7 separate regions of the Mus musculus genome follow, and all the other regions are linked to region 7. A link is a loop called in an ENCODE intact Hi-C map of the cell type or tissue named here. Cell type or tissue: left cerebral cortex. All regions are shown on one strand.

What was found. Hi-C counts contacts between places; a loop is a spot of excess contacts. Peaks named below come from ENCODE experiments on the same cell type or tissue, not always from the same donor. Only the 100,000 strongest peaks of a DNase experiment are listed, where the experiment ranks them.
Region 1: a loop joins it to region 7, with 4 times the contacts of the local background. A loop is called at or near these places in 9 of 42 quality-filtered maps.
Region 2: a loop joins it to region 7, with 2.8 times the contacts of the local background. A loop is called at or near these places in 2 of 42 quality-filtered maps.
Region 3: it touches region 7 in a loop (7-fold over the local background); 13 of 42 quality-filtered maps call a loop at or near these places.
Region 4: it touches region 7 in a loop (6-fold over the local background); 11 of 42 quality-filtered maps call a loop at or near these places.
Region 5: it touches region 7 in a loop (4-fold over the local background); 2 of 42 quality-filtered maps call a loop at or near these places.
Region 6: it touches region 7 in a loop (3-fold over the local background); 2 of 42 quality-filtered maps call a loop at or near these places.

Annotation. Positions count from the first base shown.
Region 1 is chr13:117,797,704-117,801,703 of GRCm38, reverse strand. The region is part of intron 2 of Hcn1 (hyperpolarization activated cyclic nucleotide gated potassium channel 1); the gene reads right to left. Among named protein-coding and RNA genes, the nearest start is that of 4933413L06Rik, 80 kb to the right of the region's middle. In left cerebral cortex, a CTCF peak has its summit at 418; a DNase peak (open chromatin) is centred at 2,036.
Region 2 is chr13:117,332,138-117,336,137 of GRCm38, reverse strand. No RefSeq gene overlaps it. Among named protein-coding and RNA genes, the nearest start is that of Emb, 110 kb to the right of the region's middle. In left cerebral cortex, a CTCF peak has its summit at 1,809; a DNase peak (open chromatin) is centred at 1,814.
Region 3 is chr13:118,225,233-118,229,232 of GRCm38, reverse strand. No RefSeq gene overlaps it. Among named protein-coding and RNA genes, the nearest start is that of Mrps30, 160 kb to the left of the region's middle. In left cerebral cortex, a CTCF peak has its summit at 1,687 (motif pointing right); a DNase peak (open chromatin) is centred at 1,677.
Region 4 is chr13:118,348,759-118,352,758 of GRCm38, reverse strand. No RefSeq gene overlaps it. Among named protein-coding and RNA genes, the nearest start is that of Mrps30, 36 kb to the left of the region's middle. In left cerebral cortex, a CTCF peak has its summit at 2,233 (motif pointing right); a DNase peak (open chromatin) is centred at 2,265.
Region 5 is chr13:118,061,735-118,065,734 of GRCm38, reverse strand. No RefSeq gene overlaps it. Among named protein-coding and RNA genes, the nearest start is that of Gm26349, 27 kb to the right of the region's middle. In left cerebral cortex, no CTCF peak of the experiment used is centred here; a DNase peak (open chromatin) is centred at 2,417.
Region 6 is chr13:117,703,504-117,707,503 of GRCm38, reverse strand. The region is part of intron 2 of Hcn1 (hyperpolarization activated cyclic nucleotide gated potassium channel 1); the gene reads right to left. 4933413L06Rik (RIKEN cDNA 4933413L06 gene) reads left to right here. Exons shown (of 5, transcript NR_045508.1): 5 at 369-740. Among named protein-coding and RNA genes, the nearest start is that of 4933413L06Rik, 15 kb to the left of the region's middle. In left cerebral cortex, no CTCF peak of the experiment used is centred here; DNase peaks (open chromatin) are centred at 741 and 2,379.
Region 7 is chr13:117,600,384-117,604,383 of GRCm38, reverse strand. It overlaps Hcn1 (hyperpolarization activated cyclic nucleotide gated potassium channel 1), which reads right to left and starts at 2,064. Exons shown (of 8, transcript NM_010408.3): 1 at 1,289-2,064. The coding sequence starts at 1,680. In left cerebral cortex, a CTCF peak has its summit at 2,015 (motif pointing left); DNase peaks (open chromatin) are centred at 1,670, 1,994, 2,606, 3,098 and 3 more places; H3K4me3 peaks cover 2,218 bases; H3K27ac peaks cover 1,797 bases.

The sequences.
Region 1 (4,000 bases), 200 kb before region 7:
CAAATATTTTAACAGCATTTTCTTGCAGAGCAGTTGAAAGTATTTATTTCATAAATGGTTTCAATTACGTCTTTAGTGTTTATATGTTCCTGTCTCTGTTTTGTTCACTACAATGCATATTAAAATTGTAATACATTCTTTGCTCCAAAAAGAAGATCTCATTAATTCTGTATTTTGAGCTACAACCAGAAACACAGTCCCGGGTTTGCTATGCACTTATTTCCTTCACAAAGACATGGCACTGAGAGGAAATAAAATGACTTTACAGAGGAAAATGAAGAGATGTGGCCTATTAAACATTATTAAATTTTGAGATACAACTCTTACAAATGGATTAACATCTTTCTTGAAAACAAATAATGAGTTTTCTTAAAATAGGATTAAACATCACAAAATTAGTCCTTGCAGTACTGGAGAAGTAACTAAAGATGGGGCTGTTAGAAAATACTTCAGAATTTTTTCTTTTACTTTCTCTTTTAGCCCTTTCAACATGCTCTTCATTCCCTTTCCTTCTCAGCAAATGCCTGGTCCAGATTCTTTATGCTCCATGAAGAGATCACAGAAAACTCTATTTTTATTGTAAATTACCCAAATTCAAGTACTATGACATAGGAACAGACAATGGACACATGCAAATATATTTCACTTACAAACTTCCCTAATTGATTTGGAGAGATAGCTTAGTGGAGAAAGCACTTGCCTTTGTCCTGCTACCATGAGGATAAGAGTTTGGAAGTGATAACTGGGCTGCAGTTATTTCTGAACTCCAGAGGCAGAGTATAAAAAATCAAAAACAAACAAACAAGAAAAACAACAAAAAACCCAAAGCAAGTTTATAGGCTAGATGAGCCAGAATTATCAAGTCTTAAGTTCAGGGAAAGATCCTGCTGTGATAAAATAGAGTAGAGAACAATCAAGAAAAACACTTCAGACACCTATGATCAAGTTCTGTACACACACACACACACACACACACACACACACATACACACACACACACACACACATTTATTTAAATGACACAGTATTCTTCACTTTAAAGGGAAGACATGATTTCTTGGAATGGAAAAGTACTAACTCACCATGCAAGGAAAAAATAATTTTACTTCCTGGAATTAAACTTGAATTAAAGGGTTGTTTGTGTTGTTGTTGTTTTAATATATACAACTCATCTTATATATTTGTTGTCAGCACAAAAGAAGTAAAATTTTGAGAATGAAAATATTTTTTCCTAGCATAAATACTGTATAGAGCCAATACTTAGACATGTGTCATGCAATCTCAAAATTCATAGCCTACACTTCTTTTATTTTTATTAGATATATTCTTCATTTACATTTCAAATGCTATCCTGAAAGTCCCCTATACCCTCCCCCTGCCCTGCTCCCCAACCCACCCCCTCCCACTTCCTGGCCCTGACATTCCCCTGTACTGGGGCATATAATCTTCACAAGACCAAAAGCCTCTCCTCCCATTGATGGCCTACTAGGCCATCTTCTGCTACATATGCAGCTAGAGACACGAGCTCTGGGGGTACTTGTTAGTTCATATTGTTGTTCCTCCTTTTGGGTTGCAGACCCCTTCAGCTCCTTGGGTATTTTCTCTAGCTCCTTCATTGGGGGCCCTGTGTTCCATCCAATAGCTAACTGTGAGCATCCACTTCTGTATTTGCCAGTCACTGTCATAGCCTCATAAGAGACAGCTATATCAGGTCCTGTCACCATATCAGTCTACTTGAACAGTGTGCAAACCACCCTGTAGTACCATTTGCTATGGAAAATCGATAGAGTGAGAGGACAGTAAAAACGGGCTTCCTCAAAGGGCTGTAGAGGTAAAGACAGTGCTTCCCAATTCTGCATGCAGTGGCCAGCACGGTGTCATCCTGCCTTGGCACACACTCTTGTTATTCTGGCAGATGAGTCCAACAAATTCAGAATTCTCATTTATTTGAGTGGGTTTCTGTCAAATACTTGCTGGAAGATTAAGTAGTGCTGGTTCACTGTCTTGGCATCTGCCTCCTGAAAGATATCACTGAGTAACAAATTTTGGGAAGAGGCCAGTAAAACAGGACTACATGTCTTAGTGAGGAAACCACGCTATTTGCTTTTTAACGACACTCAAGAAAGTAGAAAAACTGTTCTCTTGCCATAAAAGGAAAGCAAACCTGAAAAACTACAAAACCACTGGCAACATGGATAGCAGCTCAAGGTACAATTGAGTCAGCTCTCATCCCTTAGAAATGGGCAGTGTGTAAGTTGCATAACTTGGATTTTCTCCAGAACGGAAAGTGAACTATGACACTTTGTCAGCTCAGATAATCATGCATCTGGATACTTTTCAGGCCACCTGAGGCATTAAAAAAGCTAATAACCATAATATGGAGTGTGTTGTACGATCCACTCTAAATGAGAGGGTCCTTAAGAATACTAAATATTGTTTGTAAAAACTGGGTTTCTTCTATCACCCAGTCCCATCTGTGTGTGAGGTATAGGCCATGTGAAGAACACACACTGGCTCTAATCCTCATGGCTCCTAGGGTCTGCAATGGCACCTCACTAACCCACACAAAGATGATGTCTTCATCTTTGATCTACCCCCTGTTTAAAACGATGGGCTTTCTCTTTAGACCCACCAAAGAGTTTCTGCAATTGCCATTCCCCCTTTAAATAACATTGTTACATTCCTACTTAGATTTCATTAATTTATTATGGGAGGGGATGGGTTAGTCAGCTATTGGATGGAACACAGGGCCCCCAATGGAGGAGCTAGAGAAAGTACACAAGGACCTAAAAGGGTTGCAACCCTATAGGTGGAACAACAATATGAACTAACCAGTACCCCCAGAGCTCGTGTCTCTAGCTGCATATGTAGCAGAAGATGGCCTAGTCGGCCATCATTGGGAAGAGAGACCCCTTGGTCTTGCAAACTTTATATGCCTCAGTACAGGGGAACGCCAGGGCCAAGAAGTGGGAGTGGGTGGATAGGGGAGTGGGGGGGGGGAGGGTATGGGGGACTTTTGGGATAGCATTTGAAATGTAAATGAAGAAAATAGTTAATAATTAAAAAAACGAATATTGCCGGGTTTGGGGGCGCACACCTTTAATGCCAGCACTCGAGAGGCAGAGGCAGGCAGATTTCTGAGTTCGAGGCCAGCCTGGTCTACAAAGTGCATTACAGGACAGCCAGGGCTACACAGAGAAACCCTGTCTAGAACAAAAAAAAAAAAAAAGAATATCCTTGGTCTTTTCATTTCAGTCATCATTGTCTGGATATAAAATTCTAGATTAGAAATAATTTTCTCAAATATACTAACATGATTCCATTTGTTTTGGGATACAGTGAAATTGTATCTTTCCACATAAATGGTTTCAATTTTTTACATGTGGAATTTTTCATCCTATGTGTGTAGGAGGAATGGGATGGGAAGTCAGTTGTTGACAATGACTGATGGAGGGGTCCCACTGGTTTGAGGTCCATCACTGTGGCCAGCACACTGATTCATCCGTGTTCTGGATCATCCTTAGAATCCATGTCTACACAGGATGACAGTTCTGTGTGCAGTTTAGACTTCAGTAGTTGCCTCTTGTTGCTTTTATTGCTTCAGCATATTGGCTCTCAATAAAAAAAGAAGTGGATACCTTTTATGTTAATAGGAGTCATTTCAGCCACTTAAACGTGTCCTTTCTGTTTTATGGGATTGTTCTTTTGTTCACATGGACCTCATGATTATGAATATTTAGGAAATACAAAAAGCACACAAGTATGTCTTCCCATTTTTCCATAAGTTTTCATCTTATAATGTAAATTTTTCCAATCATGTGAGCTGTCAAATCAGTTATTAATGCTGTATTGTTACTGAAATTCATAACTGCACATTCTTTTGGAAATAATTCATGCTCAAATGTATTTATAACCAAAGTGTTACTTAAGATAGACCATATTTGAAGTGTATTTTCTAACCTGTTATCCTTTCAATAATCTGTATGTCGGCTAATTTTAC
Region 2 (4,000 bases), 270 kb after region 7:
GGAGTAAAAAGATTCTATAGAGAGTCTAAGCAAAGCACAGGCAGACAGGACTGTCTCATCCTGGAAGACTGTTCAAAATAGTGGTACAGTCAAAAAATAAAATTATTCTGTACTTGTTCTATAAGGGTTCATGATTCATGAAGAATGATAGCCCAGACTCAAATTGTATGCAACAGCAAAGAGTGTTTATTCTGCAGAGAACCTGCATGCCAGGTTCCACCATACAGAATGGAAGAAAGAGGTATGGACTTTGCAGGGTTAATTTAAAGCCTGTGAGGGAACGAGTGGGTGACTTTTACCTGTCTTTCCTTAAATTGGTTGACTCTATCTCCAGGGCTATGGGTGCCTTCGTGATTGGTTAAGGCTCTGGGGGTTTGGTCTTTTGCTGATTAACTATACTAGGCTCAAGCTAGCCTAGTATACAAGCAGCTTCTACAGCTCCTGATTGGCTGCCCGTGAGTTTGGCCCAGGATAGGTGGTAGGTCAGCTTTCTGAACAGCTACTCATTAGGGGTAGTTTTTCCTGGAATAAATTTGCTTTGGACTTTTCCAGTTCTAGGAAACAGAACTAGTCTCCCAAACTTCCAGTTTGCAGCCTGTCATGGAGTCAGCCTCGCTCTGGGTAACTCTGTCCTCTCAGGTCTATTTCTAACTCTTGTACACTGAGATTTGTATCCAGCTAAGAGTCTTAGTATTTGTTGAGAATATTGTCATTCGTCCATATGGCATTTTGAGGTTTAGCAGAGGAGCTAAAACGCGTAGCTTCTTACTGCTTGCCTTCGGCTCCCAGCCTTGCTACTTATTATCTGAGCAACTCATTTGGCTGCCCCATGCTTTTAATTTTTTTCTCCTACTGGTATAAGAACAGTTTCTATGTTGTTCGGTTGCTATGGGGATTAACAAGTCAATACACATCCTATTTAATTATCTAAGCAATAAAACAAATAGAATACAAAAATGTGTGGCATCAAAAATAAATAAGTAAATAAATAAACCACCGTGCTTGAGGGTGAAGCAAAAGCTAGACCCAGCTCTGTGGGAGCAGTGGAGGGAGGGAATGACCTTGTCCACATACACCATGTCACCTTTCAAAGCCATCTTCCTCTACATCAGTTATATCTTTGTCACTGCAAAGAATGAGGGGCTCAGTTTCAAGCAGAAGTAATTTAGAAAGCCATTTTTCTGTACTTAGTACCCATATTGTAGAGTGATGTACATAAACAGAAAGCTGAGAAAATTCTGGTACAAAGAAGTAAAGTGCGTATAAGCCTTATATCTGTGTCAACATTTGCAAACATGGATCACGCAACATCCTTACTGCCACTCTTGGGATGCATATGAGACAATCACCCAGTGGGTTAGACCACTGAGTGACACCGTGGCATCTTAGTCTGTGTACCCTGGGTTCATGAAGCTCTCAGGATAGCCTTTCTCAGATCATGTCTTTGTTCGTGGATGACCCAAGACCACACACATGTACACATACAATACAATAACTGTTTACTATTCTTTTCCAGTTTTTTTTGGATAGGTTTAAAAAGTCATTTATACATACAAATAATTTTGCCTCATTTTAAAAATTTTAACCGTGTGAAATTTTAACTATAAATGTTAAATTCCTTTTCCAATTCCCACTTCACAGCCCATAGAAAAGTAGTTCTTACCTACAAATGTATCTTAATCGCTGTTCCAACTTCTCAGAGAGTATCATGTATTTTCTCTTATTTCAATATATCAGGTTTTAAAGTTACAAAAAGGAAAAAAAAAAAGAATGATTGAGTTGGCACTAATATAGTGTAAGTATGACCTCCACTGGCTAACTGTGGAATTGCACAGTTGTTACCAGTTTAAAATTATTTTAAATTCAGTTTATGAGAAAAGGATGCTCAGGATGCTTGGGAAGTGAAAAATGAGTTATCTTTCTAATAATCATGTTTGCTTCTATTTTAAATAACATTTATCACTGTATATTTGTGACTACTAAAATGAAATGATGATTCTTGTCTCTAAAGAGATATTTCAAGGCAGATTTAGAATCAATATTATTATTAACTCTACATAGTTATTGTGTTATAATATTTTAAATTTCGATAACATGCAAAAATCTATAAATGTGCTTGTAAAGTATATAGCTTTACCAAATAAATGTTTTGTTACGTACATATAACTGTAAATATAATATGGTGTTTTAATATATACAACACAAAATGGACTAACTACTACAACAAAACTAATTAACCTATCTCCTCAGATATTGTCCTCATTATTTTAACTGTCAGCTAGACACAAACCTAGTATTATCTGGGAAGAGAACTTCAGTTGATGAATTGGTTAGATCAGATTAGCATGTAGGCATGTCCTTAATGGAGTCTCTTGATTGTAAATTGGTGTAGGGAGCCCAGTCTACCACGGGTAGCACCATTCACTAGGCAAAGTGGTCCTGAACTACAAAAGGAAAGTAGTTGAGCAGAAGTCTGCCTGCCAGCCAGCAGGCAGCATCCTCTGTGGTTCTCAACGCACTTCTTTGTCTGTAAAGTGAGTTCATTGGTCAGAGAATGAGTTGTGGTCACAGCTCTATTTCCTTTGGCAATTTGAAGTATACAACCAAATACAGTTCAGGCCTTACACTGAACATCAGATTCCAGATCTTACTCATCTTTTGTGGGCACTACAGCCTCATTTCCCTCACTCCTCCAAACTCTGAGAACTGCCATTCTACTCTCTGCATGCAGTCATTCGGCATTTTGGATTCCATGAGTCAGTTGAGACCATCACAGTATTTTCTATCTCCAGTTTATTTTATGTGACATAATGTCCCCCAGTTTCATCCACGCTGTTGCAGATAACAGGATTTCCAATTTTTTTAAAGATGAGTAGCAGCCATGTGTATATAGATGCATAATGTCTTCATATTGTTCATCTATTCACAGAAAGTTATCTCGTTTCTCTATCTTGGCTGCTGTGAATGCTGCTAAGATGGACACAATATAGAATGTATATTTTTGAGATATTCATTACATTTATTGTTTTAAAATCATTAAATAACCATTGAATAAATACTGTCCCACCACATCCTTAGAAATAATAGGCTCATCTAAGAATATTTTCTGTCAATGTCTCTGTTATGCTTAGCTTGCTACGTTTCAATCATAATTACCATATGTCAGTTAATTTTGCCTTGGTACTCAGCATTATCTGCCTAGATAGTTTCTGCCATATATTATCTTTTTATTCAGCTGGGCGGTAATGGTATACACCTTTAATCCTAGCACTCAGAAGGCAGAGGCAGGTGAATCTCTGAGCTTGAGGCCAGCCTGGTCTACAGAGTTCCACGACAGCCAGAGCAAAACAGAGAAACCATGTCTTAAAAGAACAGGAAAATAGTTATCATTTTATTTCTCATTGATAATTTGAATATGCCTTAATTTGATTGAGTATTCCCCTCTTGTTGATATGCTCACTGTTTCCAATGCCAAATGACTAAAAGTCACACTGAAATTAATATTTTCATTATAGAAGCATCCAGTAAAATAATAGAATGTTAGATAGTTGTGATTAAGAACTCAAGAAGTTAGATTCCAGAGAATCAAATAATCCTATTAAAAATGGGAACAAAGCTAAACAAAGAATTTTCAACTGAGGAATATTGAATGGCCGAGAAGCGACTAAAGAAATGTTTATTATCCTTAATCACCAGGGAAATGCAACTCAAACAACCCTGAGATTCCACCTCACACCAGTCAGAATGGCTAAGATAAAAAACTCAGGTGATAGCAGATACTGGCAAGGATGTGGAGAAAGAGGAACACTCCTCCATTACTGATGAGATTGAAAGCAGATACAACCACTCTGGAAACCAGTCTGACTGTTTCTCAGAAAATTAAACATAGTATTACCTGAGAACCCAGCTATACCACTCCTGGGCATATACCCAAAAGATGCTTCAACACGGAATAAGGACACATGTTCCACTATGTTCATAGCAGTCTAATAAATAATAG
Region 3 (4,000 bases), 620 kb before region 7:
GGTAGCTCAGAATAAAGGTTTTCAAGGACCAACTCAGAAATAGAGCAAAGACCCATGCTATGTGGTTGTTTTATTTGTTCAATCCCACTAAAGTCCTTATTTTTCCAAAATGTGTTGTCTGCTTGTGACTTGTTGAAATTCTGATTTTCTTTAGTGTAGTAGTTGACAAGAAATACTTCGTTAAGATTTGCTTACATGAGCATACCAGACAAGGTTTGTACACCCACGATATCTGCCTGGTTGTGTGTACTCAGAGAAAATGTGTTTGTTGGTGTTCTTCATCATGTAAGACCATGTTACTAGGAAAAAATGGGACCTCAACCTTAGCTCACCAGACTGAGCTTGGTGATCACCGAATGTTTTCATCCGTGCTGGCTAGCATCCATTCCTCAAATGATGAAGGAATCAGTATTCTGTCATCATGAATAAAATGATATAATTAACTATTTAATTCTGTTTATCTTCAATGATTTCTTGTACAGTGCCATTTTATTCTAGGAGGTAAAAGACAGATGCTGCAACAGAGTGATAAGAAATGGAAGGTTCACTGGTCTGTTGTTTTGAACTTGCTGAATTTGAATTCTCCAGAGTTATAGCCAAGATACTGATATGTCACTTTGCCATAAGATCCTCAGTGACACTTATAAATATTTTCAATTGTACTCTGAGAACCAAAGTGTTCCAGGACCTAAACAAGCAGACACAGGTATTATTAGACCAATGACAAGAACACTGGATGATAGCAATTAGTGAAAGTATGTTTTTCAGACTTAATGGTTAGAAAAAAAGTTTTAAGTATTTTCTAATATGACCACATGAGCTAAATATCATTCTGTCTGAAAAAGTCCACTTAATTATTTCCTTATATTAACTTCTACACTTGGAACCACATAAGTTATAAATGTCCCAGGATTGTATGTGTTATTTTTGTACTAGAACTTTTAAAGAAATTTAATCAGCAAAACGTCAAGCATCTGTTTTTAAGAAAGATTTACTTATTTTATGTATGTGATCACACTGTCCCTGTGTTTTTAGACACACCAGAAGAGGGCATCAGATTTCATTACAGATGGTTGTGAGCCACCATGTGGTTGCTGGGAATTGAACTCAGGACCTCTGAAAGAGCAATCAGTGTTCTTAACCTCTGAACCATTCCTCTAGCTTCTCAAGTACCTTTTAAACTCTGAAAGTATTTTCTGATTTCTGGGGTTTTCTTTTCAGAGAACTTATGGCAATAAAATGAAACCAGGTGTCTTTTTCTCCCTTTCAAAAGTTATGAATAGTTTAAAGCATTGAGAGTCATGTGATTTGGCTCTTGACCTTAGAAAACACAAGCTTCCAAACTGAGAACTTAACCCAGCACATCTTACTGAAACTTATCTTCAAGCCATATATACTATTAGAACAGAAGTGTTGGGATTAATACTAAGGATGTCAGTGATTCCTTTAAAAATGGCCTAGATTATGTGTTTAAGTAAATTCAGTTGTTGTATTGCTTTAGTTACTTAGAATTAAACAATATATATATATATTCTGATTATCCAGTTTCTTAAAATAATAAGCATTTAGATATGTGATTCAATTCATCCTGTTCCCTCTCATTTGTAATTCTATTTCGTAGTGTAACACCCAGTGGAAAACAAAACCAAACCAACAAAACAAATTGAAGGAAAGTGAACACTAGGGGGCGCATGGAGCTTCTTATAAATATATTCTTTTCTCAAATTGACTGCTAGTCAAAACTTTTTAGTTTGTGAATTTGGTGAGATAGTATTTTATTATACCGATTATATATTTTTTTGTCAAAACTAAAGAAGTGAATGATAAAATGGTGTGTCAACTTGTAATTTTATAACTAGATTTTAATTCACTGCCTCTAATATATCACAGAGATTCTATACATCACACACAAGGTAGCTAATGTCTCTGACATTCACGTGTTAGTAAAAGCCACATGATATGCTTCCAAATACAACCAAGGCAAGTATAGAGCAACACTGTTTGCTGTTTATTTGTTTGTATGTTTTTGTAGCTAATTGAAAAAAAAACTGTTCTGAATCTTTATTTTACTTTTAAACTAACAATAGCAATGATGGTTAGAATTCAGGCTGTGTCTTTATCCAAAGCACTGCATTGAAACATGTCGTTCAGTCTTCTCTTTTACATTTTCAGTGTGGAGCAGTGCTATCGATGAGGAAAGACACTGAGCAATTAAGTAGCTCTTTCAAACACTTTTAAAAAGTTAATGAAACTGAAAGCAAGCTCAGAATCTAGGCCTGAGTGTCACCAAAATCCCCTTAGTTTTGATTGATTACCAATTGACCATTTGGCTCAGATCCACAGTTAGCCTTAGTTTAAGATATTCTTGTCTCAAACCATGTGTCTTGATTTTAAGAGAAAAAAATGACCCTTGCTTAAGAAAGTATAATATCATAAAATACTTTATGATATACAATTGGTAGATTTTAAAATAATATAATTTTAAATAATGTTTTTATTAATACTTTTAGAACTTCATGGTGTATTGTGATCCTATTCAAACCCTTTCCCCAATTTCTCCCAGACCCATAAGCCCTAGCCTACCCACTCCTGTCTTTTTTTTCTCCCCTTCCAGTCTAGCTAGTATTGCTCAAATATCCTTTTGTTTGTGGTCAAATCCTGGTGTGTCTTCAAACTACCAGGAGTCACCCCGGTAGAGTTGTCAGAGCTCTTAACTGCTGAGCCATCTCTCCAGCCCCAATGACCAGAGTTTTTAACTATATATTTTCATAAATGTCTGTAAAACTGTAGTTTTATTATACTGAGTGTAAACACAAAAGCTGTACCACAGGGGAACAGAGCAGGTGGAAAAAGGAAAGGGCAATACAGAACACGACCATGTTATAAAGGACTTTGGTTGAAGGATAGTCAGTGAGTAAAAGAAAGGAATTGTGCTTCAATATAACAGCCTTACCGAGTTAGAACCTACACACCATAAAATTCATCCCTTTAAATCATTCTGCACCATGGTGTATGGTATATTCTCAGATTTACAGAGTTGTCACCAGAATCTCATTTGGGTCATTTCAAAAAGGGACTCTATTGGCATTAGAGGTCACTTCCCAATCTTCTTTCCATCTAGTCCCTGACGCTCTGAATCTACTTCTTGTGTTCATAGACTTGTTACATAACATGATCTTCATTGTGACTGGATCCTTCCACTTAGAGTACTGTTTTTTAGATTCATCTATGATTGAAATTCTCTTATGGGGATGGGCACATAAGCATTTTATTCTATTTTTTATGGCCAAATAATGTCACTCAGTAAAGACACTGTATTTTGCCTAGGTATTTTTTTTTCTTTAATTTCACTAACCTCATCTGCTAGAGTAAGAAATAATAAGTTTCCATTTGCTAGCTGATGGATATTAGGGATTCCACGCGTCTTTAAAAGCAATGCTGGCAAGAACATTCATGTACCAAATGTGGTGCGTCTGAACTGTGTTTTTAATTCTCAGTTTAGGAGTTACATTATTGCGTCATATGAAACTACTGTGTAACTTGATGCTCATTTTGAAGAAGCTGACAGACTGAGTTCTCAGGCAGAGGTGACAGTTTGCCTCACCACAGAAGTACACCAGAGTTCAGGTTTGTCTCCATTCACACACCAGTAGCTGTAAGTCTCTGCTGTGTGTGTGTGTGTGTGTGTGTGTGTGTGTGTGTTTGTGTGTGTGTGTGTGTGTGTGTGTGTGTGTGTGGTGTGCATTTCCTTGGTGGCTGATGATAGTATGAAATTTTTGTGGCTTTGGACATTTCTACATCTTTAAAAAAATGTCTTTACAAATGCTTTCTGTAGTTAATTCTAAACATTTGTCAGAAATTTGATTTTAGAACAATTTGGCAACCATTTTCTCATTTGGTGGTTGGTTCTCTCTCTCTCTCTCTCTCTCTCTCTCTCTCTCTCTCTCTCTCTCTCTCTCTCTCTCCCTGTATATTCATACATGTGATTTGATGAATAATG
Region 4 (4,000 bases), 750 kb before region 7:
AAAATTTTAAATTAGGATTTAACCATTCAGATAAAATATAACTAATGCATACTCATTGTCCAGTATTTCACATTAGTTGTAGTACATATTTTTTTAGCGAATATTTTGTATATCAAAAGGGAATTTACTAGATTAGATTATAGGAGCTGGTTCGGGTATTTACACAATGGCTGTCACACACTGGAAAGCAGAGATTTCAGAAACTGCTCAAAAATCCACAAGGCTTGATGTCTCAGCACTTCCAATATGGTGCTTAAAGTCTGTCTGGAGGATTCCTGGTGACCTGTTAGTATTCGTTCTTCGTTGGAAGTATGAGGAAGTTGGCTCTTCACCAGCAAAAGGACGCAGTAACTACAGGACCGATGGACTTGACAGCAACAGTGTAGGCAAGCAAGCAAAAGCCGGGTTTGCTGCTTCGGTGTCCTCACATGTGGGATGCAGATAGCATTCATGCACGTTTAGGGTGGGGCTCCCTGCTTAAAATACCCGGATCGAGAAAGTCCCTCCCAGGAGTGCCCAGCAACTTGTGTTTCAGTTGACTCTACAGGCGGTCGACAATCAAGATTAGTAAGCAAATAAATATATTGGCTTGATCAAATATTTTGGGATTAATATAACCAAGAAGTCACAATTAGTTTAAAATGTTTATGTGTTCTTGCATACTGGAGCAATAGTAGTAAACGACGTAGCTAGGAAACTTTACATATATGTTTTTATAGTACCGTCATTTAAATTTGCAACAGAATTATACCTAAACATGGAAATAAATGGAATACCAGAGGGTGATACAGGCTACATCTAGTATGAACATTCAGACTCTATAAGTTTTAAAAAGTAATTTGAATAAAATGAAAATATTTTAGCACTATTCAGTGGTATAATTGTGGATAGATGACATCCACAAGATAAGGTTTTGTCTTTGACAGCTCATACCTTCAATCCTTACATAGAAGAAATGAGACACAGGGATTTTCATGAATTCAAGACCTTTCTGGGATACAAAGCAAACTGTAGGCCAGTATGTGCAACAGAGTAAAGAACTATCTCCAAAAAAGTGTACTGTGAGCTCAAAAAACAGAATAATTATAAGTAAAAAAGCAAGGCAGAACAAAATTACCACTCTAAGTTCATAGCACTATGCCACAGGTCGTTCACAGACCTGAGATGCCCCTTCATGTATGCGGAGATCATTAACGTCTTGCAAAGAAGACAATTGAGTACCAGAAACAGAAGGATTTGCCCGCGTGTCTGTGTAAAATGAAGAAAATAATAGCATGTGGTTCATACAACTAACAGATTATTAATGTAAAATTGTCTAAAAAGGTAATGTGGGTTCTAGATTCTTCAGTCTTAAAGTAGAAATACTGACATCCACTTTGTCAAGAGTAATAGACCCCTATATAGCTTGCTTGATAGATGGCTAGTTGGTCAGGGATGTTTTAAAAATTTTGCCTTGCCAACATTTCTTCGGAAGCTTGTAAATGGTAAGGATTAGTAGAAAATATTTGTAAAAGATTCATATGTGTGTGTGTTTGTGCATGCGCACCTGAATGTGTGTGTGTGTGCATATGTATGTACATGCTTGTGTGCATATACGTGTGTGCACGCCTGGTTGTGTGCATGTGTGTGCATGCGCGTGTGTGTGTGTGTGTATGTGTACATGCATGTGTGGGGTGTGTACATGTGTATGTACATGTATGTATGCATGTGTGTGGGCATGCATGCATGCATACTTGTGTGCATGCATGTGCGTGCGTGTGTGTGCATTGTGTGTGCATGTGTGCGTGCCTCTGTGTGTGTGTGTGTGTGTGTTTGTGTGTATATTCACGAAGTTGTGTGTGGTTTCAGGTGTCTGACATGGATACTAGAGTCCGTATAATCTCTGCTTCTGTGCATGAGTAGTTTCTCTAGCCCTGAAATCGAAAACACTTTTGTTTGCAAATACTTCTACACTCAGAAGTAACATAAAAACATATTTTTTATGTTCTAATCTTTATACATTATTATATTTAACGTTTAGGTTGTTGTGTTGATACTACTTTTGGTGTTTGTTCATATATTTAAAAAGATTAAGATTCAGCTCATTACCAGAACAAAATTAAATATCTTTTGCAATTTGTTTTGAGGACTGTTTCTATGCAAAACAAAATTAAGGTTCGGAACAAAACACACAGGCAGGGAAATCCATCTCCATAAATTGTAAAACCAGCAATGCTTCTTTCTAACCACCAGAGGGCGTCAAAAGACCTGCAACAACCGCGATTCTACTTCCCGAAGAGGAGAAATCTCTAAGTTGCTGAAATTCTTAGCAAGTAGTTTACTCAATATCCTAAGTCCTATCGCTCTACAGTCTTAAGATTGAACATTTCTGCCTGTTAGAATGAAAACTAAGCCGACAAAATTGATATCCGGTTCTCAAACGCAAAGGAACTTCAGGATATTATTCTATGTCATTTTGGTAGCTATTAGAGAGCTTCTGATGTTACTAACAATTAAAACGATAGGAAAATTCGGATAAATGTTACTGAAAAGTAGAAATCACTATGACTTATGTTAAATATGAACTGCAATTATAGATGAATTGTGTGCAATCATATTGTATATTTGTGTATACTATTTTAAGATTTTTAACATCTTTACATTTTAACATTGTGAGCCTAGCCTGAACATAAACTAATCCTTCAAAAAATATGTGTATGTGTGTGTGTGTGTGTGTGTGTGTGTGTGTGTGTGTGTGTGTGTGTGTGTGTGTGTGTGTGTGTCTGTCTGTGAGTCTGTGTGTCTGTGTGTGTATGTGTGCTTGAAGAGGTTCAGGAGGCTCACTGGGTGTGTGGAGGTCACAATTCAACTTGTAGGAGTTGTTTTCTTTTTTCATTCTTGATCTCAAGGGCTAGCCTGTGGTTGTGAAGCCTGGTAGATATCGGTTTTAGCCAGTGAACCCTGTTGCAGTTCCTGCCCTTTAGTTCTATGTTTAGCCACTAGCTTTATGGAAACACACAATGGTTTCTTGATTAGGAGCCAAAGAAAAATATTTCAAAGTCACATAATGAAATGAGAAACTATTGAAATGGTTAAATCATTTTCTTTCTCTTCACTAGCCTATCTGTTATCTCTTGAACTTATAAGACAAAAAATTATGTTTACTGCTTCTCCTAGGGACACAAAGCATGTTGCCTATAGTACCCAAAATATTTACTATCTTTGCCAAAAAAAAAAAATCCTTAACTGTAGATGATATCAATGTTAAAATTGATCATATGTTGTTTTGGGCATGATGTGGCCAGAAATATTGAATGTCCAACCTCTTTAATCCGTACAAATGCAGAAATACTAAGTTCCCAGTGAAGGAACAGATAAAAGCATATGTGTAACAAACTTCTGTTAGATAAAAGTGAAATTAGCCAAAATAAAAGTAAAGAAAATATAATGAGTAGATTGAATAAAATGTTGACATCATAAAGAAATCTGGTGGTGTGTCCAATAGCTTTTGTAAAAGCTTCCTGGTTCTGATTATTTTATTATTTGCTCATCGGAAAAGTTCTAATGTACTAATGTAGCCTGAGAAGACTGATCTGTTCCGTTTCCCTGAGAAATTGTACCAAGGTGAACTTGGGTGGTTTTCCCCTGAACCTCTGTTATTTGTACCTTTTTACTGCATTCCCAGTAATTAAAACAGCAGGTTACAGATGGGTTATTTCAGCATGATCACACTTGCCCTCAAGGTAGAGGGGCATTGTGTGGCTTAGACAATGTCCATTATTTGCAGGCAAGAATCTCTCAGGTTGTCCTTGGAGAAAAATCAGCCTAGGCAGGTCTCCTGTTTGTCTCATGAGTTTTTGAAATGAACGATGCTAGAGACTGTTGTCTGAGCTGCTTCTCCTGGAAAAAGCAATTCAATAATTGCATGCTTTTGATGTCAACGTGACATGAAGTTGAAGAGACTCTGTTATTCAAGAGAAAATCTGAGAGGAAAAAAAATTTTAAAAAGACTTCTTTGAAG
Region 5 (4,000 bases), 460 kb before region 7:
TCTTCTGATTATGAGAAAGACATTGGGCTGGAGAGATGATGCAAGGAAACTGAGATCACAGATGCCAACTGTAAGTGAGAGTACAGAAATGGCTGAGTCATGATTGGAAGGAAGGTTTATTTTGTAGATGAGAGAGACAGAGAGAGACAGAGACAGAGAGACAAAGTCAGAGACACAGACAGACAACACACAGAAAGAGAAACTGAGAGAGAGTCAGAGAAAGAGACAGACACAGAAAGACAGAGAGAAAGAGAAACACAAGGGTGGGGGGAGAGAAAATCTGAAGGCAGCTGAAAGAATCCAAAACAGAGAGAGAGAGAGAAAAGAAGACTGGGCATAGCCAGAGGTATCAGCATGATGGGTTTTTTTGTTTGTTTGTTTGTTTTGTTTTGTTGTTTTTTTGTTTTCCTGTTTTTTTTTCTGTGAACATACATAGGTATTGATTGATTGATTGATTGATTGATGTAAATCCTAACCACAGTTTTCTCTCCCACTTCTTCTCCTAGCTTTCCCACCTCCTCCCAGATTTTCTCCCAAATCCATTTCTCTTCTGTTTCCTCTTCAGCAAAGAGGAGGCATCCATGGTTATCAATCAGTTCTGACATATCAAGTTGCAGTAAGACAGGGAGCATCTTTTCCTATTGAAACTAGATAGGCAAACCAGTAGGAGTAAAGTCAGGCAACAAAGCCAGGGACAGCCCCTAATCCTACTGTTAGGAGTCTCACATGAAGACCACCCCTGACACTGCTAATGATTTTCTGCTACACTTGCAAACAGGAGCCTAGCATAGTTGTCATCAGAGAGACTTCACCTAGCAACTGATGGAAACATTCAGAGACCCATAGCCAAACACTAAATAGAGCTAGAGGAATCTTGTGAAAGAGAGGGATGAAGAATTGAAGAAGCCAAAGGAGTCAAAGACACCATAAGAGAACCCACAGAATCAACTAACCTAGATCTATATGGGTTCACAGAGACCAAACAAACAACCAGTGATCCTTCATGGGTCTGACCTAGGCCCTCTGCACTTATGTTACAGTTATGTGTCTTGTAACTTATTTTATTTATTTATCTATTTATTTATTTATTTATTTATTTATTTGGTGACATTAGCCAACTTTTATTAGATTTTTTGTGCTAGGCACTATTTGAACATAGCCACCCCCATCCTACATCTCTTCTTCTACTTCCTCCTTCCCTTCCTTTCAAGAAGATCTTAGTATGTAGCTCTAGCTGGCCTGGAACTGAGGATAACCTTCAACTTGGAATCCTTATGCCTCCGTCTCCCAAAGGCTGGCATCATAAGGATGCAGTGGCACTGTAGGCAAATACTGTGAGCCTTTCCATCTTGCCAGGTGAATGTAAAGGAGTTCCTGTTGTCAGCACCATGTTACCAATAAAGAAATAGGATTTGAAGGCTTAGCTTGCTCCAGGCCTTGGTATGAGTAGACTTAAATCCAATTAACTTGGCTTTGAGTTAAGCCAGCCCCAATTAACTTGGCTTTGAGTTTGTACCTCCAGTCACTGTACCACCCTGCCTTTTGGCACACTGAATTTCTATTAACTTTATGTGAATTCACTTTTCTGAGCATTCTTCATGGCAACTGTCTTAGTTACAGTTCCATTCCCGTGAACAGACACCATGACCAAGGCAAGTCTTATAAAGGACAATATTTAAATGGGGCTGGCTTACTGGGTCTGAGGTTCAGTCCATTATCATTATGGCAGGAAGCATGGTAGCATTTAGGCAGTCATGGTGCCAGAGGAGCTGAGAGGTCTACATCTCATCCCAAAAGCAAACAGAAGACTGCTTCCAAGCAGCTATGAGAAAGGTCTGTCAAAGCCCAACTCCATAGTGACACACTTCCTCCAACAAGGTCACAACTAATAGTACCACTTCCTGGGCCAAGCATATTCAAATCACCATATTCCATTCCCTGGTCCCATAGACTTGTTCAAGCACATGAGTCTGTGGGTGCCATACCTAGCCATACTATAATGCAAAACAATTTAGTCCAACTTCAAAAAGTCCCACAGTCTCAACAATGTTAAAAGTCCAAACTTCAAAGTTTCTTCTGAGATTCATGCAATCTCTTAACTGTAATCCCCTAAGAAATAAAAAGAAAAAAGCAGATTACATACCCCCAACATCATACAGGATATACATTACCATTCCAAAACATCTTAGTGAGGAAATACTGGACCTAAGCAAGACAGAAAACCAGTTGGTTTTCCAATCTCCATGTCTCCATGTCTGAGACATAAAAACATGTTAAACTGTTTTTCCGATCTCTAAATCCTTTCCTCCTTGTTGACTGCTGTTAGCAGATTTGGAATTCAGGAGAAACAAACTTGATTCTCTTGGGCTGGTTCCACTCACTGTTGGCAGCTTTCCTTGGCAGATATTCCATAGCTCTGGCATCTTTAACATCTCGGAGTGTCCAAGTCAACTTCAGCTTCACAGCTTCTTGTTTCAATGTCTATGATCCACACACGATCTTCTGAGCTCCCCCAAAGGGCTTGTGTCACTTCTCCAGGTCTGCCCTCAGCAGAGCAGAGTCTTTGGTTGATTCTACTCCACTGCTGCTGCTGTTCTTGGTGGTCATCCCATGGTACTAGCATCTCTAATACAGCGGGGTCTTCTGTTGTAACCAGACTTCACCAATAGTCTCTCATAGGCTCTCTTTATGGTGCCAAGCCTCAACTTCTTTGCATGACCCCTTCAGTCCTGGGCTGTCAGTGGCAACTGAGGCTGTACCTTCACTAATGGCCTTCTCTGGCCTCTCACAATGCCAAGCCTCAGCTGCTCTCCATGACTCCTTCGTGCTTTGAAAACCAATATCACCTGGGTGATTCTTACTCATTAACAAGTCCAGCTGAAGCACAAGGTACAACCTTGCCTATCTCTAGACACAGCTTCTTTGTGCTCTCAGAAAAAACTTCCCAGAAGATTTCACCTCAGTAATGCTGGTATCTTTTGAATCATTAATTTCTTAGCTCCAGCTAACCAGCATCAATTGTCCCAGCAGTCCCTTCTATTCTTCATTCTATAACCAGAGCCACGTGGTTGAAGCTGCCAAGTTCTGCTACTTGCTGGGACTGGAACATGTCCCCCCTCCCCACCCCCCTTGTAACCTTATTTTTACATGGAGAAAGAACAGGTATGTGGGAGGAGGAAAGCTTGTAACCTAAAATAGCCCAGGAGCTAGCATCATGAAGGAGGGGTGGGGGAGATGAGAAGGGTCAGAAAATGAATAACAAGTACATACGGATAGGGAAATGCAGAACATATACTTATGAATAAGGACTGAAGGAGCCTGGAGGATAATGTGTGCTTTAATGTTTAACCCCCAGCACATGCTTTTCTGGCAAGCAAGAACCCTTTTCACAAGTTCATAAGCAAAGCTTGGACCTAACACCAACTTTCAAAACATCTAATATAAGTCTATAATAAATGTTTTGCTGAAGTTTTCATCAGAACATTAGTTCTGTCTCTGCCACTAAATGCCAATGAGATATGAATATATCTATTTTCAACTTGAGTTAATAGGTACTCTTGTTAAATTTAAATAAATGCCAAAAAAAATTAAATAATACTGTCTAATGACTACTACTTATTGTGTTAGTCAGGTGTCAAATCATTACTTTGCCTAAATATTTCATTTATTTCATTTTAGTCAACTTGTAGTCAATCTCTCTAAGTTTATTAAGTACCTTCTCATTCTAAGTACTAAATATGTTTAGGTGGTTTTTCTCCTATTTTTCTTGTTTTATCCTTTCTTCTATCTAAGTCTTTCCCACTTGTACTATATGTATTATCCCTTTAAAGGATTGTTTTAGGCAAATTAAAGCAAAGAAAGTCTCTGATAAACCAATTAACACTGGGGTGTAAATAAATGACTGGCAGATTCTAAAATGTGTTAACTCGTCAGAAATATGTACATATTAATAAAGGACAGAACATTTTTCTCCAAGGACTGAGGTTTTAACAGAAAAGAT
Region 6 (4,000 bases), 100 kb before region 7:
CATTTAACCTCACTACTGCCAACTGGATGATATGGGTGAGCAAGAGAATCTGTTCTCAGGCTTTCCAGTCTCTATGGTGGGGAAGCAACTTCAGCGATTATCCCCTACTTTCCAGTAATTCGGTGTATTGCTGCTCTTCTCTGGACCTGGTACAGAGACATCAGAAAGCTCATTAACACTTGCAGACCTCTTAGGAGACCCTTAAGAGTGTTTCAGTGGCAATTTACTAAATGGTTTCCCGTAGCGAGATGAAAGTGCTATCTATCAGACCACCCAAGTGCCTCAAAGTCCTAGAGCTCAGAGGCGAAAAGTGACCTCTCTTTGCTCTGGTATAACGATAACAACTGTTATTCTTCTCTGCTTTTCAGTTTCTAGTATTGCATCAAGCTATTGGACTATGATTAGCTGCGATGTTAATTTCGGGTAAAGTGATGCTTCTGCATCATCTTCCTCAGAAGAAAGAATGATCAGTTGTACTGCACTGGTGATGACCAATGGATAGAGCATCCGCAGCCTGTTTCCCAGTCATCTACTGAACAGGAAGAGTGCTGGGTGTAGTCATGTCTCATCAAATCCTATAGTTTAGTTTTCTTAATGGAATTGTAGTTTCACTGAAATGTAAACTGAAGAGCTGCTCAGGACAGTTTATGAACATCTTAGTTGACTAAGTTTCACTTTGGACAATGCCACCAAAAGAGCATTCTAGATGTTCATAAATAAATAAAGATAAATAGATCCATTTTCCACGCATAAGATTCTCTACTCCTCCAAACCACAATTCTATTGCAACACTCAGCTGTTCTCTCAACTATAAATAGCAGATCTCTCCTTAAGTGCTCCCAGTCTTATGTTAGCCCAACCAAGTTCACCATTTTCCTCACCCTGGAATATTTCCTGGATGCCACTCTCACTGCCTTCTATTTTAACAAAGAAACAGAAACTATATAGGAAGCAGAATAAGAGTACATGGACTGGAGGAGAGTGGTCTATAACATAACGGAATTAAAATGTCTATTAGTCATCTGAAATTGATCTCTGGGCAGAAGTGGAAGTGAAATAAACATGTAGATGTCTTGGTTATTAGAGTTGTGGATGTGTAATGAGTTAGGCCAGGGAAAGCAATGAGAAACAGGTAATAGAGGGAAAAAAACGTGATTATTTTTCCGCTAATAAAGACCACTTGATGTAGAAATGTGAGTGAATCCGAACTTCTAAAACCTAAAACCCTGATGCCTTCTAACATTCAAGCTGTCAGGACCAGTCATGCACATGGACAAATGCAGCCTTCAGCACTGTATAATTGTGCCCAGGGGCTTCACTGGGAAGCTGGCCAATTTCACAGGGTAATCACACTGATTTATAGGTTAAGAATTAAGTGCCCAAGAACCCTGTAGAGTCTCAATTGCTTTGTCCAATTTTGTTAAAATATGTTTTCACTTTTGGTTATTCCATATTAAAACCTCAGTAAAACATTGCATGCTTCTTGAGATACACTTAAGGTGTAAATTAGTGGAATAAACATAACTTTGAAACCCCAAGTCAAGCATTCTTTTCTGTTTATATGTCTTAAGAATTTTATTAATTTATAGCTTTTATTTGCCTTTATGTGAGACAAAAGGAGCCAATCAGTCTGTTATTATTATTTTAACTTTCTTTGTTTCTTTCTTTCTTATTATTGAGATGACATCATGTGGTATTGGCAGGCTTCTACCACACTATGAAGCTAAGAATGTTAGGATTATAGATATGCACTATTTTGTTACATTTTATGAAGTGCTTGGCCCAGGGTTTCTTTCATGCATGTTAGGCAAGCTCACTACTAGCTGAACTCTGTGTTTAACATCTTTTGGACAATAGTAATCTTTGTCTCTTGAAGTTACTTAAATATTTGAATGAGGCAGTACCTGAGAAGAAACTAGAACATAGAGATGATCAAAGGAGTTATTTCAGGCATGGTGGGTGACTTATGCCTATGATTCTAGCATTCCAGAGCTGATAGGAGAGAATGTCTATAAGGTGAAAGCAAGTTTGAGTTACCCGATAAGTTCCAGAGCACCCTCAGCTACAGAATCAGAGAAAATTATTTTATAAATGTATCCTCCATACTAACTACATGCAAAGGCAGTACCTAATACCAGACTTTATTGTATAAAGAGATTTAATCTGATTTTTTCAGTTCAAAATAAACCCAGCTAACTAACAGGAGAAGCTCAGATAAATACTCTGTACAAATAGCCATGCAGAGAACATGTATATGGCCAGCAGGAAGGTTGCTTTGTTTCTCAGAGCAAGAGAGGAGAACCTGACTATACTAGACGAGACTGCGTTTTCTCCCAGATTGCCAGGTGGGGACAGTTTTGAAATACTTAACCCTATGTGGCATGAGGCTGCCGTGACTAAGAAATGATGCACAAAGTTCCGCGTAGGTTATGCGTTTTTCCCCCACAGAAGATAGTCCATAATTTACATCAGAATTATATACTGTAGGGAAAGTTGCTGACTGGATGAACAAAATTAAAATAGACACAGAACTCTCGCATCATCTGAATTAAATTTAGAAAAGAATTTCAAAGGAGATGAGAAAGCTTGGGGAAAAAAATTGAGTGTCTGATGTTTCTCCCAAATTAGAAACAAAAACTAATGTTTCCATTTGCATGGGTGCTAGTTTGTTTTTGTTTTGTTTTGCTTTTTGTTTGTTTGTTTGTTTTTTGTTTGTTTTTGGTTAACCTAAAAAAGTTTGGGAGTTCAACCTGACAAACTAAGGGTGGGAACAATAAGCCCAGCCCCAGCCCTGTCGTTGAGGCCAAGACTAATTCACAGGCTGTTTCTATGCAGATGGTGCCATGCAGTGGTGCATTATCTGAGGAAATAGAGATTAACATTAGGAATTAAAAAAAAAAATCAAGCAGCTTCAAATGCCTATAATGCCTATCGTGTCAGAAAGTTCTTAGTCCAAAATCTTAGTGAGGTCACTGAGTTTTGCTGGTAGGTAACTGGGTAAAGGGTTTGTGGTATTTTAGAGTCTGATGACCAAGGTCATGAGTAAGTAGCTTGGCCGTTTGTTAATCCTTCAGGCAAGTCACACAATCCTTTTCTTTTTTCTCCCCCAACTTTGGAACATTTTAATCAGACTCCATCATAGATGCTAACATGAAAAATTCTTTGCTCTCTCTCATCAATGTCATTCAGGGACAATATACTCACCAGACACAATAACGACTTGAAAGTAACAATTTGTCTAGGTTTTCTTACAATTCAGCAGCTCCGGGCATATATAATAACTAGTCATTATATATTAACTAACTCCACAAAAATAGTAACAGTCTTAGGCACAATATCACAGATTCACCCTTCCCTCCTTTCTATTTTCTTCTTTCTACCTCTAGTATCCTGAAGCAACAACAGTTGACCATGCATGAGTCAGTGCTAGGCCCTCTGCATAAGTGCTGTGGTTGTTTCGATGAGGTTTTTGTTGCTTTCCTAAGACTGATAGCATGGATGTCTGTGACTCTTTGGCTTGCTCATGGGACCCTTTTCCTCCTGCTGGATTGCCTCATCCAGTCTTAATACCAGGGTTTATGTTTTGTTGTAGTACATCTTGTTATGGCATGTTTGAGTGATATTTATGGGAGGCCTGCCCATTTTTGAAGGGAATCAGAGGAGCCTTGACTTTTGAAGGAGAGGGAATGTGGAGACCCAGAAGAGGGGAAAAAAGGGAGGCTGTGATCAGAATGCATTTTATGAGAGAGGAATAAAGGAAAAGGCAAGAGTCAGAGAGACCCATAAGTAATCAGGGTGTTAAGAACATTTCTTAAAAGATTATTTATACTTGATATGATACAAAGGGCTAAATTTCATTGATCTTCTATTTTTGCCCCTGAAAAAAAAAAAGCTTGGTGCTTATTAGAGTAATTTGAAACAAGAAGCTATGTAAATAAAAATTAAACTCTTCAAGAGTACATAGGAAATGGGTACAATGTTAGAAGAGATTCATTTTTTC
Region 7 (4,000 bases):
CTCAGGGAAGATGGACAGTCTTCTACTCAAGCTTTGTTGGGCTATATTCCACAGTTAGGTTGATTCAGAACTGTGGACAGCTCCCTCCCTTGCATGCTGGTAAGGGCAATTTCGGTTAGTTTCTAAACGCTACTGGAAGTAATGTTGTTTTTTATTATTGCTATGTTTGCTGGCAGTTTACCGGAAGCCTATGCATCCACTCAGTGTGCACATAGACCCCTTTCGTTGTTGTTGTTTATTTTATTGTTGTTGCTGCTGCTGCTGTCGCTTTCCCTAGTTGGAACGAATGAAATAAACAAGTGAATATCACCTCTAGTTACTAGTTTGGGATTTTTAGAAGGAAGCTCTGCCTGTGTTCAGGAGCGTGTCGCAGTAATAAGAGGATCTGCTTCACGACCTTCATTTGTCAGTCTCTAAACATGCTTATTAACCAAATGAATACTCGAGCCACAAATAAGATCAGGAAACTCATATTAATTTTCTCCTGCTGACAGCTCTGCTGCCCTTCTTCCCAGGCTGGGAAACTGGAAAGACATTTCTGAAATGGATTTGTAGTCAAGGTCAAGAGCGGGTGTCGCTCTATTTCAGGAAGGGGACTTTGAAAACGACCCCCCTGCCTCTGTTTCGGGAACTCAAGGCTTCCAGTCAAGTTCTTGCCCAGTGGGGCAGCGCCCGCTCCGCTAAAATCTCAAGTCAGAGACTGACTACCCAAGCGCAAGTGCCCTTCCTGTGCCTGCCAGCCACTGATCTGGAGAAATTCAGTGGTGACAGGGGTGCCTATAAGCATAAGAACAACAGATTAACACTCCCAGGGGCGAGAGTGGCAGGAACAGCTAGGACCTGTGAGTCACTGTCTCCAGTTTCCTCATCTCCGGGATCCCAGAAGCATCTTTTTTCATTTCTTTGGGGAACTGCTCTTAGCAAGGATACCTGTCTCGTCCTAACATTACCAAACTAAAAGTTTCCCTAGTGCAACTTAACAACCTCCCGTCCACGGGTCACGGTGGCCTTCTTCCCTCCTCTGCTGTCCCCAAAGTTCACCAGGCAAAGGAGAAGAGCCTCCCTGGCGCTCCGGGGAGAAGAAACTCCCTACCCTAAACCTGTCGTCGGTGGAAACTAGTTGGAAGAGTGGAGTATGGCCAGTCTAAGTAGAAGCCTCCAGCATCGCCGCCCCGCCTGCCCCGCACCCCCACTGTGAATCCCCGGGGCGCACCTTCCCAGAGGCAGGATAGGATGCTGGAAGGCGCGTCAGGGGGAGCAGGGTGGGGCGGCTCCAGGGAGTCCTCACCTGAAGTCACTGTACGGATGGATAATCCAGAAGCCTGCAGTTTTAACCCTTTCCTGCTCCTTCTCCACCGCCTTCTGGCTCCCAAACATGCGGAGGGAGAATTTGTTGACCCCAGGCTGCAGCATGGAGGTGAACTGCCTCTGCATGAAACCATACTGCCGCCGGGGCCCCTCGGCATCCTCGAAGCTGCCCGCCGGCTCCTCTCCTCCGCCGCCGTCCACCTTGAAGCACACGGAGTTGCCATGTTCCTTCCCGGCCGCGCCGCCCCCCGGCGGGGTCCCCAGGCGCTTGTCGGCCGCCACCGGCCCCGTCGCGGGCGCCTTGGAGGGGAAGACGCTGTTGCCATCGTCGCGGCTGTTGGACGCGGAGTTGGGTTTGCCGCCGCCTTCCATGCCCGGAGGACGCGACCGGCGACGGCGCGGGCTCCAGACTCGCCGGGGGCTCGAAGCCAAGGAGCAGGGGCCGGAGCCGGCTGCCCGTCGCGGCGGCAGCGGCGGCGGCGGCTACTGCTTCCCGCCCGCCCGCTGCTCCGCTGCGCGCCTGGCTCCCGCCGCCGCCGCTGCCCTCAGTGGCTGCGCTGCCGGCTCTGCCGCGCTCCGGGCTCCGCCGCGCCTGGTACTGAGGCTGAGGCTGAGGCTGCGGGCGCGGGGCGAGGCTCCTCCGCTCGGCACCCGCGCGCCAGCGCCGCCCCTCGGCTGCCCCCTGCTGGCCGCAGACCGCCTCTACCCGCGCGCGCCCCGCCGCTCGCCTGTGCCACTTCTGCCCAGCGTGACATTGAACTCCTGAGCCCGCCCCGGACGCGTATTTGTACGTTTGGAGGGAGGCTCTCTGGATGTGGGTTTGCAAAAGTGGGAGGGCAGAAAAGGGAAGGAGGGGGAGGAAAAGGGGAGGAGGGAAACGACAGAGGGAAGGAGAGATGGAAGGAGGGAGGCAGGGGGGGAGAAGGGAAAGACAGACAGACAGACAGACAGACAGACAGAGACTGAGAGAGAGCTGAACTAGCAAATTGCGTTAATTCAGAACAAAACTCCACCTAAAACACCAGAGACACTGAACGCCTGTTGGAATGATGTTACAAATAGAGAAAGGGGGTCAGGTTAATTCTGCACACTATCAATCCACTTGTAAAGCTAGGTGAAGATAAAATCAAGGAGACACGCTGAAAAAGGCATGTCGTGGAAAAGAGGGAGAGAGGGACAGAAGAGAGAAGCAAGAAGACAAGAGGGAAAAATGAAAGATGGGGGCGGGGAGGGGCACACAACTAGCAAATAGATCTTTGTAGCCCTGGATAATCAGCTGCCTGGAGCTTTTCAGATTAAGGATCTGTACCTAGGGACAGACAACTGACCTCCTTCTACTTATCCTGTTTATTCTCACACAGCTCCTTAAACGGGAATGGGGTTCCTTCCTAGGAAGGCCACTAACATCAACACACATGTGAGCAAATTTATTGGCCAGTCCTGCTGGAAAGAAAAGAAAAAAATGTGTAAGAGATAAGTGGCCTAAGATGACCTTCCTTTTAAGATAAGTTATACAATCAATAACCACACAGAGAGATAAATATGCCGCACTGTGTTCAGCAACACCAGGCTCAGAGGTCGAGATAACTTGGAATCCAGTCAGGATGCCATGAAGTATTCTCTGGTGAAGTTGACCACGTGCGACTGATGCTGAGGACAGCGATCTCAGATTTCTCTTGTTCCCTTGGTGTCTCCCCAACCCACTGGATTAGCTAATGGAAGCAAAATGTGCTGCCAAAGTTACCATTCACTCAGCAGGGCATCTTGGAAGTCTGAAGAGTTTCGAGACTATAAGCAGCCCAGAACATCTGTTCAAGATACCAGCAAGCATTACCTCCATGCCCACAGCCTCTTCAAAGCCAAGCTCACCCAGCCAAGACATAGATAGATCCTCTGATTTACTGTTTGCTAAGGTCGCATGGGAGAGAAGAGACACTTCGGGAAGAGATTCTTTGTCAGAGTGCCAACCTGTGGCACAAGATGAAAAAAAAAAACAGGTGAGGCCAATCACTTTGGGTTTTGTTCTGTTTTGTACTCGGGGAAAACCTGAAATCTGTGATGAAGCCAAGAAACAAGAGAAGCAAGAACAAGAAAGTTCATGAGTTTTCAGAGAAGCCAAGGAAGGAATAGAGAACAGTAGGTCACACAGTATCTGCTTTCAGCCAATCCAAACACACTCTCACAAAATAAATTTATATGGTCAAAATGTTATGATCAGTGATAGGGAAATAGTGGTATAGCATTCTGATCTAGCAGCATAGTGACCTTGGAAACCACAGGTCAGAGGATGATATTCGATGGCAGAGGCAGAGATAACAAGGATGAACAAAACCAAACGCCCTCAAATGGTACAGTATTCAGTCCCACTTTTTAATCATTAAACTGAAAACATTTCTCTACTTTTTCCCATTCTGTATGCCTCCTGATTACCTCTATTTTCAGTGTGAAAATGTATATTTTAACATAAATTTTAAGTTTTATAATAATGTAAAAAAGGACCACCTAGGATGTAATGCTGTCTTGATAAGTTATTCATTCATTCATTCATTCATTCATTCATTTAACAAACCCTTGTCTTTGTTCTATTTCAACTTGTTCGTGATCATGAACAGGCAGTTACTTCAGTAAACTTTCCCTGAGTGTCACTGTCTGTGCTCAGTATGACAGAACTGCTGATGAAAACAAAATCTTA